Linked DNA regions of Homo sapiens: region 1 is linked to region 2. Evidence: chromatin loops called from intact Hi-C (ENCODE). Cell type or tissue: HepG2. All regions are shown on one strand. Each heading gives the region's core, and the rest is flanking DNA. Links, peaks and the distances in the headings are about the cores only. Region 1 overlaps DLEU1 (deleted in lymphocytic leukemia 1). Region 2 overlaps DLEU1 (deleted in lymphocytic leukemia 1).

Region 1 (5,388 bases), core at 207-5,206, 55 kb before region 2:
TGGTTACAGTCTGTTTTCCTTTTCTTTTTTAACCTAAAATATTTTCTAGTTTTCTCAGGTGATGAAATTGTAGGTTAAGCTGGGATTTGTAACCTTCTCTACATTTGCTATATAGCGTCTATGTAATCTTTCTATTGGTCTGAGACATTGCAGAGGAAACCTATAGCCATGCCTGGAGCCAAAATGTTGGACATAACCCAATTTGCTTTTTTTTTTTGTTTTGTCTTGTTTTTAGAGTTAGTTGATGGGTGCTGAGATACTAAGGTACTAAGAATGACAAAAATAAGGAAAGACTTCTGAAATAGACAACACAAAATACCAAAGCTCAATTCTTTCACTTTTCTTGATGATGACCACACTGTTTACAGTGGATTGTAGGTTGTTATAGTGATGGGAAAGGTCTGTGCTGATGGGCATTGGGAAAGATGTTGCAATCTGAAGATGGACTTTGTCTAATGCAGTGTAACCGACAAAGCCAGGTCTCCTGGTATGGGCTCAGTCTCTTTGTAGTTTAACATTCAAAGAAACAACAGTCCAACTTGAGAAACTTTGAAGAATAATGTAAATATTTGCTGTAAGTTTTATTTTTAGGAGGCTTTGCATAGGGATTTTATATAGTGAAAGGATACAGAAAGCTTCCTAAACAGTTCCTTGACACCTCTTTCCTTCTTGCCAGTTTCCGCTCATGACAGCTATGAAAATCTCTCTCTTGCTCTGCCTACAGTGTCCTCACTCTGGGTGGTTCTCTCATCCTTTGTGCCCCTGCACACCACACTGACCTTCCCTGGTGTATGCAGTCCTCTGGAACATGTTCTGTCTAGCTCTGGTGGGTTTTCTTGTGAGAATAAGCCACATTGCTCCAGAATTTTGGTAAATGAAATTTTCGTATTAGTAGGAATATTTTGCTTATTTAAAACTCTTTGATCTTGGCTTGAGACATATTGCTTGTTCTCACTTTGATATGATGTGTTCAATAAAGTCATCTAAGACCCTGCAAACCAGATCCATCTGCCTTCACACTTTCATTAAATTAGTAAGGTCACTATGAGGAGAGGTATACAGTTACTGTTACAGTATTTACCAAACAGTGGGCCCACAGCCACACTCCTCACTTCTCCTTTTGGTCTCTCCTTAGAAATAAAGTTGTTTAAAACCATTTGCTTCCAGAAGGCCATATATAAAGGTAGTAAATTTAGGTGTTAATTCTGAGCATGGTAGTGGTGCTGTGCCTCATTGCTTTCCAGTCTGAGGATGACTTCTACCCCAAATTATTCTTTGAGTTACTCCTAGCAGGATGAGAGCAGGACACAGGGCTCTAGGGGAGAGGAAAATGACTAAGATGATTTAGCATATCTTTATCCTTTACACAGCTTTGCTATAAATTTATAGATGCATCTGTATTATTCAGGGCTTTCCACAGAACAGAAACAATAGGAGCGATATAGGTTCTCCATATATACATACATACACATATCTCTCTCTCTCTGTATATAAATACATTCATTATAAGGAATTGGCTCATGTGATTGTAGAACTTGACAAGTCCCAAAAGTCCAAAGATTTGCAGGGTGAGTTGTTAAACTGGGACCCAGGAGAGCTGATGGGTCTTAAGTTTTACTCTAAAACTTCCCTGCAGGCTCAAGACTGAGGAAGAGCTGATATTTCAGTTTGAGTCCAAAAGCAGGAAAAGACTGATGTCCCAGCTTGAAGGTAGTCAGACAGAAGGAATTCTCTCTCATTCAGCCTTTTTGTTCTGTTCAGTCTTCAACTGATTGGATGAAGCCCACATACATTAGGGAGGGTGATCTGCTTTACTCACTCTACCAATTCAAATGTTAATCTCACCCACAAACATTCTTATAGACACACTCAAAAGAGTGTTTGGCCAAATGTCCAGGCACCGTATGGCCCAGTCAAGTTGACACATTAAAATTAACCATCACAGCATCCATGGAGAGTATAGGAACATGTAAATTACAATTGAATTCCCATGCATATATATGGGTATTACTTGATGGATATGATCATGTTTTTAGAGCTCAGTGAAAAATAAGGCATTAGAGAATTGCAATAAATAATAAAATTATTTATTTTGGGTGCTTTTGTCAAAGAGGTATATTAATCTCTTGATCCCTTTCCTCTGCTTCATCTAACTCGTAGGGGATATACTTTATATTGCTGTGCTTGGCATCAGCAACTGATGTGACAGCTCTTCCTCTGTTCTATGAAAAGGTGATGTACTTTAAAAAAAATGTTTCTGTAGAAAGTGCTTATATCCACTCAATAAAATCTCTAACAGGTCTAGCTACTTTAAAAGGAACAGTTAGGAGAGATGTTTTGCTTGAATGATAGTTTAAAGAATTCCTGTGTTTTTTCCCATTAGCTCCATCTAACTTGGGTTGTCTCAGAGAAATCCACTGGAGCTGATCTTCCTCAGTAAGATGTCTTTTGGTTTTGTTTTATCATCATTCCTCATCTGAGAACCAGAGAGAGAAAGCTGTCAACAAGTTATAGGTTCGTCCAGTTGGTGGAGCTGTTTGGGCCACAGCACAGGGACATATCTTTTGGGTGGCAAGTTCTAGGTATGGGGCTCTTTCATTTGCAGGTGGCTTATCCAAGAGGGCTGGAGATGTAGCTCCTAATATTCTTAATCCAGTTAACCGGGATGCTAACATGTTGTACTGATGTTACTTCTGTGGCAAAACTTCTCAGAGATCTTGGGCCCAGTAACTGGTCCAAAAGAAAGACTTGAGAGGAAGAATGGCTTTACCTGAAGTCTATGGTCATTCTTATTGCTGTTTTTTGTGCGTTCAATTCAGACTTTCAGCTTGGTCACTGTTCTTCTCTTCTTCCCCTTCCTCTATGTGGTTGGGGACTGGAAAAGGGTGTCCTAGTTGTTCGAGACCCTATCCTGGACTGCTCTTTGCTCCTATCTATCCAACTTCTCAAAGTTCAGCTTTGCTTTTCCTTTCCTGCCTTGTACTCACCCCTTTGGGCTAATGAGATTCTCAGCTTTTTCCAAACGCTGACTCTTCTCTCATCTCTAGGTCCTTTGGGTAAACATCTCTTCCAACCTTGATCTAATTTTTAAAAAACTGCCCCTTATCACTAATTTTAGAAGCAGCAAACTCATTATATAGTAATTTAGATTAAAATATATATATAATTATTGTATTCCTGGATTTTGTTCTTTTTTTCTTGTTTAGTTCTGAATTTTGCTCCTCTAGGATATTCTTAGTAAATCTCTAAGGAAAATGCAAAATCTGCCACTAATAAAAGCAGCCACTGACATGGATGGGATCTAGGGCGAAAGCAAATGGGGAAAAATGGGAAACTTAAAAAATAAGAGAAATGCCTTTTTTTTTTTTTTTAAAGCCAGAGACATGATCTTGCTGTGTTGTCCAGGCATTTCAAACTCCTGGGCTCAAGCAATCCTCCTGCCTCAACCTCTCAAAATGCTGGGATTATAGGCATGAAATGCCTATTTTTGAATGGATACTTTTAAAATTATCTACTTATCTAGTATGCTCCCAGCATCTGAAGAGCAGATAGGATTCATTGATGAAAGGGTGAGGTGGTTAAAACATACAGGAGGCCAAGACTAGTAGTTAGCCCTGTGTAGGTATCACAGGATTACTTGGGTCAGAGACTCAAGCAGAAGTCTCTTTAAAGCTTTTCTAAATGATAAACATTGTTGGAATGGGGTAAAGTTGTTCTACTGCAAGAAAACTCTTCATCAGAAGAAATTAAGAATTAATTATCCTTATCTAATTAGACTAGGTGTTTCTCAATAACAAGAAAAAGTAGTTGCTGCTTGCATTGCTTTTACTCTGGCACTAGTATAATGCAGTCATTATTGGTCATAAAGCACTCTAAAACCAATTAATTTGTAAAGCTTATTTTGACAAGAAGTAAATACAAAGGTAAGGCATAGTTAGCATAATGCTGCTATCATGGCACTCTTGGGCATAATTTATATACATAAAAAATACAAGGGCAAGTATAACTTTCAAGCTGATTGCCTGTAAAAGACTTAATTGAAAACAGTTTTCTGCTTTTAAAAAGTGATTTATTTTAGATGTGCTTTAAAAAACAAAGGTCTTATTGATAACCATTTTGAGTATATTATCTCGATGTGGGATTTAAGTAAAAGGTCAAATCTTATAGAAGTATTTTTGGTATGACTCAATTCTGATCACAGATAAACTTTATCAAGAAAATGAAATTAGTTAAACATTTTCATGCCTGAGCACTAGTTTAAAGAGGCAGCAATTTTTTTTTTTCACAAAGACTTCAAGAAGAGAACTTTGGTTGAGAAACCTAGAAAACAAAGAACTCAAGATGTTATCGTATAAATGTTCTTTAAACAAGTTAATATTATGAGAGGGGAAAAGCATTAGATATGTTTCACTAGAAGAATAAACAATTCACATGTGTAATTTTTGCAGTGGATAGACAAATCTCAGATCTTTTCTGCCTGATATCATTTGCATTTATTCAGCTTATTCAAGTAAAAGACTTATATTTTATTTCAGAAAAGCTAACATGGAACTTTTAATTTTACATTTAAGTCCTGTTTAGTTGTAATTCTCACTCCCCCAGCCCCTGTAGCCTCCTGAACAGCTCTGACTTGCTTTTTTTCTGAATCCAGCATCAGTCCTACAATTAGTCCATTGGCCAGGTGATGGTCATGTGCCTGGTTAGAGTAGGGCAGGCTCCATTTGCTGATGGGCTGTGCGACTCAATGTTCACAAATGTTTAGTCATTCAGCTCCTTTTCAAGGAATAAGCCTGGATCAGGCAAGTAATTAACCTTTGCTAGTCCCAAGGTTTGTTCATTAGAGGCAGGGAAGGAGGAATCTTCTCACTTTTCTTCTCAGTCCTACTGCTCGCCCCAGCTTTATGAAACATGAGCTATGTCCTAAGGGAAGAGCAAGTGGGCCTCAGGTCCTCAGAAAGCACCACAAAACTCTTAAAATATTAAGCGTAGGAGTCTATTGTTCCTTTGTTTTCCTGGACAGGGAAACCTCTTTAACATTGGACTTCATTGTCTGTACCCCATTTCCTGTTCTTACAGTGGCTGTTCAGTCAGCATGATGGCCGGTGGGACCTGGAGGTCCAGCAGCAGCTAAGATGTCCAGGCCCTACTCGTTTGTACCCCTGGTAGCATTCTGCCTTAGATATGAGAGACACTTCCCAGGCTCTTCCTGCATTTCCATCTTATGCTCTGGCAAGCAAATGCCAATCTTGGCTCTTTTCCACTTAAAATAGTCCTTCTACTTTTTATCTGCTGTGTAAATTGGGGTTAGAAATATTGACTTAAACTGCACCAGACTCTGCTGCCAGCTTGCCCATTCTCCATTACCCAAGTCTTCCTCCCTAACAGAAC
Region 2 (5,388 bases), core at 95-5,094:
AAAATTAACCATTCCAAGGGCAGTGATCATATGGAATACATTATTAGGAGCTTTCCCAGAGAAACAAAAGAGAATTTAGTCAAAATTTTGGTTCAGCAAAACAAGGGATAGGAAAATGAAGGTTTCAGAATAGGAAGGCACACTGAACTCTGCAGCTGGAGTTTCCTCAGATGTATTTCTGTTTCCCTAGTCTCGAGAGCTGGGCTTTTGCAACTCACTGTTATAGGGTGATTATATCATTGTCACTTCATCTTCCATGGGTGCAGCAGGATGGTGGAATTTTGGGGGTGGCATGTTTTCAGTGCATTGTGGTCATGAGAAGAGTCCCTCTTTAGAAACTACTGATGCTTGATGCAGTGGTAGAAAAAACTATCCAGGAAGATAAACTAGGGCGATATATAATCTTTTCCCGCTAGCCATCCAAAATTTTCCTAAATATTACATAGACAAGGAAAATAAAGCATTAAAAGTCCATCTAGATACTAAGGAGGAGTAGGGAAAGACATTACAAAACACAAAATAACTACAGTCATGTGCCAAATAATGACATTTGGGTCAACAACAGACCTCATATACAACACTGGTCCCATGAGATTATAATGGAGCTGAAAAATTCCTATCACCTAGTGATGTCGTAGCTATCATGATATTGTAGGGCAATATATTACTCACGTGTTTGTGGTGATGCTGGTGTAAACAAACCTACCATGCTACCAGTCATATAAAAGCACCTATAATTATGTACAGTACATAATACTTACTAATGCTAATAAATGACTGTTACTGGTTTACGTATTTACTATACTATTTATCGTTATGTTAGAGTGTACTCCTTCTACTTATATTTTAAAAAGTTAATTGTAAAACAGCTTCAGGCAGGTCCTTCAGGAAGTATCCAGAAGAAGGTGTTGTTATCATAGGAGATGACGGCTCACACATGTTACTGCCCCTGAAGACTTCCTTTGGGATAAGATATGGATGTGGAAGACAATGATATTGATAATCCTGACTCTGTGTAGGCCAAGGCTAATGTGTGCTTTTGTGTTCTGGTTTTTAACAAAAATGTTTACATTAAAAAAATTAAAAAACAGAAAAAAGCATATAGAATAAGGATATAAAGGACGAATGTTTTGTACAACTGTACAATGTGTTTGTGTTTTAAACCAAATATTTTTATAAAAGTCAAAAAGGCTAAAAAATGAAAGTTACAAAGAAAAAAGTTACAGTAAGGTAAAGTCAATTTATTATTAAAGAAAGAAAAATCTTTTTTATAAATCTAGGGTTGCCTAAGTGTAGGTGTTTCTAAAGTCTACAGTAGTGAACAATCATTACTAGGCCGTCACATTCACTCCCCACTCACTCACCGACTCACCCAGAGCAAATTCTGGTCCTGCAAGCTCCATTCATGGTAAGTGCCCTATACAGGTGCACCATTTTTCATCTTTTATACTGTGTTTTTACTATCAGCGATACATCTCTCATCCCCCAGTGTGTGGTCAGGCTCACTGAGCAGATTCCACTGAAAATAGTCTTCGTTTTGCACACTTAAAAATTCTTTCCAAACAAGTGTTTCTTTTTAACATTCCCAAAGCAGATTGACTTTTTGAGTTTTGTATTGCTTCCAACTCTCTCAATGTCAGAGGCCTCAAATTAATTCCAACATCCCCTTGCTGTTTTCCCTTAAGAAGCTGTGATGGTGTTGCATTCACTTTGGATTCAGTCCATTTGTGTTTATTGGAAGGCCCCTTGAATCAGCATTTCCACTGCTCTCCCACATTTGTCATGGTCCTAGAAATGCTTATGATTAGGATGGGGATCTTGATAGTAGTCTCCATCACCTTTACTTCATCCCATGGTTATGAACAGTTGTATCCAGTTAAAATAAGAAAGAAGTCATGTGGAAAAAAGGGGGACAATTGAATATTATTAGAGCCTCAAGGAAGGAAGGAAGGCCACAGGGTGAAAACCATTGCATATTAAGTAGCTAAGCCTAATAGAAGCCAAAGGAAACAGCAGCAAACTGTTACAGAAAATTCTTTTGAACTGCCCTCCGCCCACTCTCTCCCCGCTGCTGTTGGTGACACGTGGACAGAAATCCCCCTGCACGTAGACACACATATGCCTGCCTTGACTTCTGATTGACCTTATCCCTTGAACATCAGGCTTAGGCCACTTTCATGGATTCTCATGTGAACGTTCATGCCTAATGCCTGACTGCATGCCCTCCGCACCAGCCACTAATAAGAAGAAGGAGGCTTCCCCTGGCCACCCAAGATGAGGCAGTGCCCACCTTCCCTCTTGTCACATTCTATTACATCATCACATTTTATTTCTCTGCCTAGGACTTACCACTGTCTCGTGTATTCATTAGTTGACTTGTTTATTATCTGTCTTCCCCAACCAGAATGTAATTCTGCGGAGAGGCTCTGTCTGGTTTAGTGTAATCTCCAAGGCCTAGCACTGTCCTTGGCATGGAGTAGCCCCCAGGAAATATTCGTTGACTGACTGACTATGAAATGGTGGAAGAGGAACTTTGCTCCATGAGTTGTGAGTGTATGCACAGCACAGGTGTTCAGAGTGATTTTCCCTCCCCCACGTTCACTACAAAAAGTACCCTCAGTTACAGGCCCAGGGGTAATGGCATCACCGCATTGTTGACTCAACTTGTAACTGACTTCTAGCTCTGTTTCTGACTTAGTTTTGGCCTTTGGGACAGGTCAGGAGGGTGCAGCAAAAACAAATACACCAGATGACTAGAAGCTGGGATCTTGGGTTGCAGGCTTGGTTTCAGCTCTGACTCACTGTGTAAACCATGGGTGACTCACTTAACCTCTCTAATTCTGCTTCTTCATCCATCAAATATAGAGGTTAGATAGATGACACTTCAGATCCCTTGTAATTCTTCCATTCTATAATGTTCCCCTTTACCTTTCTTTAAGTGTGAGCACAGCCTAGTCTCTTCATGCAGGAGTAAACGTACTTACAAAATGTCCTGCAACACTTAGGGAAATGCCACCACAAACATTCCGAGAGCAGCATTGCTGTGAACTGCACCACTCTCCTTTTGTTCCATTGAAGATTTCAGAACACATGCTTCTTTGCTCTGCACTTTAGGAATCTTTGTACTTGAAGTGGATTATCCTTTATTTTTATATAGCATTTAATCTGAGGATATCAAGATTTATTTGCAACCTGCCATTGAGTACTATTGTTTTTTAAAAAATGAAAGGATGACTTGCTGAAATTATAAGAATCACTCATACTGTAGTTGTAGCTGTGTAGCTGTTGATGCTACACATTGGAAATTCAGTTACAAAATAGTGATTGATTGATTGATTGATTGATTGAGATGGGGTCTCGCTCTGTCACCTAGGCTGGAGTGCAATGGCACAATCTTGGCTCACTGCAACCTCCGCCTCCCAGGTTGAAACAATTCTCCCACCTCAGCCTCTTGGGTAGCTGGGACTAAAGGCGTGCGCCACCATGCGGGGCTAATTTTTGTATTTTTTAGTAGAAACGGGGTTTCACCTTGTTGGCCAGACTGCTCTCGAACTCCTGACCTCAAGTGATCTGCCTGTCTCGGCCTCCCAAAGTGCTGGGATTACAGGTGTGAACCATCACGCCCAGCCAAATATTTATTTTTTAAATTAATACATGCACAGCAGAATTCCATGATAAACACCTGCTTATTACATGAATTAAGTCTATCACTTGCCAAAATGTCTGAGCCCCACAAATGACTGGGTCTACTGAGTATGCTTCCCGACACTTTTATTTTTATTTATTTATTTATTTTTTGAGATGGAGTCTCCTTCTGTTACCCAGGCTGGAGTGCAGTGGTGCAATCTCACTGCAACCTCCACCTCCTGGGTTCAAGTGATTCTCCAGCCTCAGCCTCCCGAGTAACTGGGCTTACAGGCGGGTGCCACTACGCGGGGATAATTTTTGTATTTTTTGTAGAGACAGGGTTCCGCCATATTGCTTGGGCTGGTCTTGAACTCCTGGGCCCAAGCGATCCGCCCACCTCAGCCTCCCAAAGTGCTGGGATTACAGGCGTGAGCCACTGCCCCCGGCGCCAACACTCATTTGCTCTTCAACCAACTGAGATTTGACTCTTTCTCTTTAGTTTGCTGAATCTTCTGTTGCTTTATAATGGCTGTTGCCATCTAAAATCCAAACTTACGGTCGTGTGTTAATTTCTATCTTATTTGATAGATTCACAGCAGGTTTTTGTGCCTTCTTACTAGGTCCCACTTGGCATTCATGCTGGGTTACACATCTATGTTCTGTACACTCTTTTCTGTGTACCTGGGATGTGTTCTCAATCTCATCTGCCTGGCAAACCCATTTTTGAAGATACTACTCAAACATTTCATCCTCTTTGAAGCCTTTCTGACCCACTCTTCCTGTGCTGGGAACAACTGGCTTCTCTTTTCTGAACTAATGTTATGCCAATAAACACCAGAGTAAGGGAATTTATTCCATATTCCATTATTTCTTTTTGCATGTCTGTATCACCTACTGAGAATTCATTGTGGATAATGATTTTCTTTTTAATTTTTATATTCTTAGGCATTGCCTAGTGCTCTCAATAAGTATTTGTTGAATAAATAAATGAATGAATTACTGAAAATACAGTGACTTAATTTCTGGCCCCAACACTTACGTTTTAGAAAGGTTTTGATCTCTGCCTGTGAAATGCTCTTTGAAATGGCTTTCTGAGTAGTAATGGGATTGGAAGAGTTCGGAGAATTCCATGTATCCTATGGTGATGTCTGGAGTGAAACATGGTATGAATCAAATTGCATTTTAGTTTAAATTAACTCATCCAATTAAGAGAAGTTAATTAGATTAACCTGCCAGCAAGGGATTAGAACTGGTATTATGATGACTAGTTTCTTCCTCATAATAATGAATGTGAAATTTCACTAATGGAGTGAAATTTGTGCAGCCACCCATGGATTGATTGAATTGGCAAAAATTCAAATAAGTTAAAAAAATATGGCTCTCATTGCTTTTGACTAATTTATAATTTTTAATTGAAAAAATGATTTATTATCAGTGTTAAAGAAGACTTAAAGAAATAAATAAATCACTGATAAATCTGTCATCCTAAGCAGCAGATGTTTTTGAGTTAAATATAACTTTTGCATACATGTATATTTTTATATAGTTGTATCATGGTATGTTTTTCATTTTTCTATAGGCTTCCCATATGTGATCATCTATAATGAATGTATAGCAATATTTACCAAAATATATTCTACAGAATGCTATTTTCTTGAGATTTAATTGACATTACTTGGGGATAATAAAACATCACTGAAGTCAAATAAGTTTGGGAAATTATAAAAGTAAACAAATTTCTTCACTGTAGTATTTCTGAAA

The links. Hi-C counts contacts between places; a loop is a spot of excess contacts. Peaks named below come from ENCODE experiments on the same cell type or tissue, not always from the same donor. Only the 100,000 strongest peaks of a DNase experiment are listed, where the experiment ranks them.
Region 1: a loop joins it to region 2, with 3 times the contacts of the local background. A loop is called at or near these places in 2 of 110 quality-filtered maps.

Annotation. Positions count from the first base shown.
Region 1 is chr13:50,187,116-50,192,503 of GRCh38, forward strand. All of the region lies in intron 2 of DLEU1 (deleted in lymphocytic leukemia 1), which reads left to right. Among named protein-coding and RNA genes, the nearest start is that of DLEU2, 64 kb to the left of the region's middle. In HepG2, for the core only: a CTCF peak has its summit at 2,533 (motif pointing right); a DNase peak (open chromatin) is centred at 446; H3K4me3 peaks cover 1,063 bases.
Region 2 is chr13:50,242,482-50,247,869 of GRCh38, forward strand. The region is part of intron 2 of DLEU1 (deleted in lymphocytic leukemia 1); the gene reads left to right. Among named protein-coding and RNA genes, the nearest start is that of DLEU2, 120 kb to the left of the region's middle. RefSeq lists an enhancer at 1,736-2,935. In HepG2, for the core only: no CTCF peak of the experiment used is centred there; DNase peaks (open chromatin) are centred at 2,110 and 2,680; H3K4me3 peaks cover 229 bases.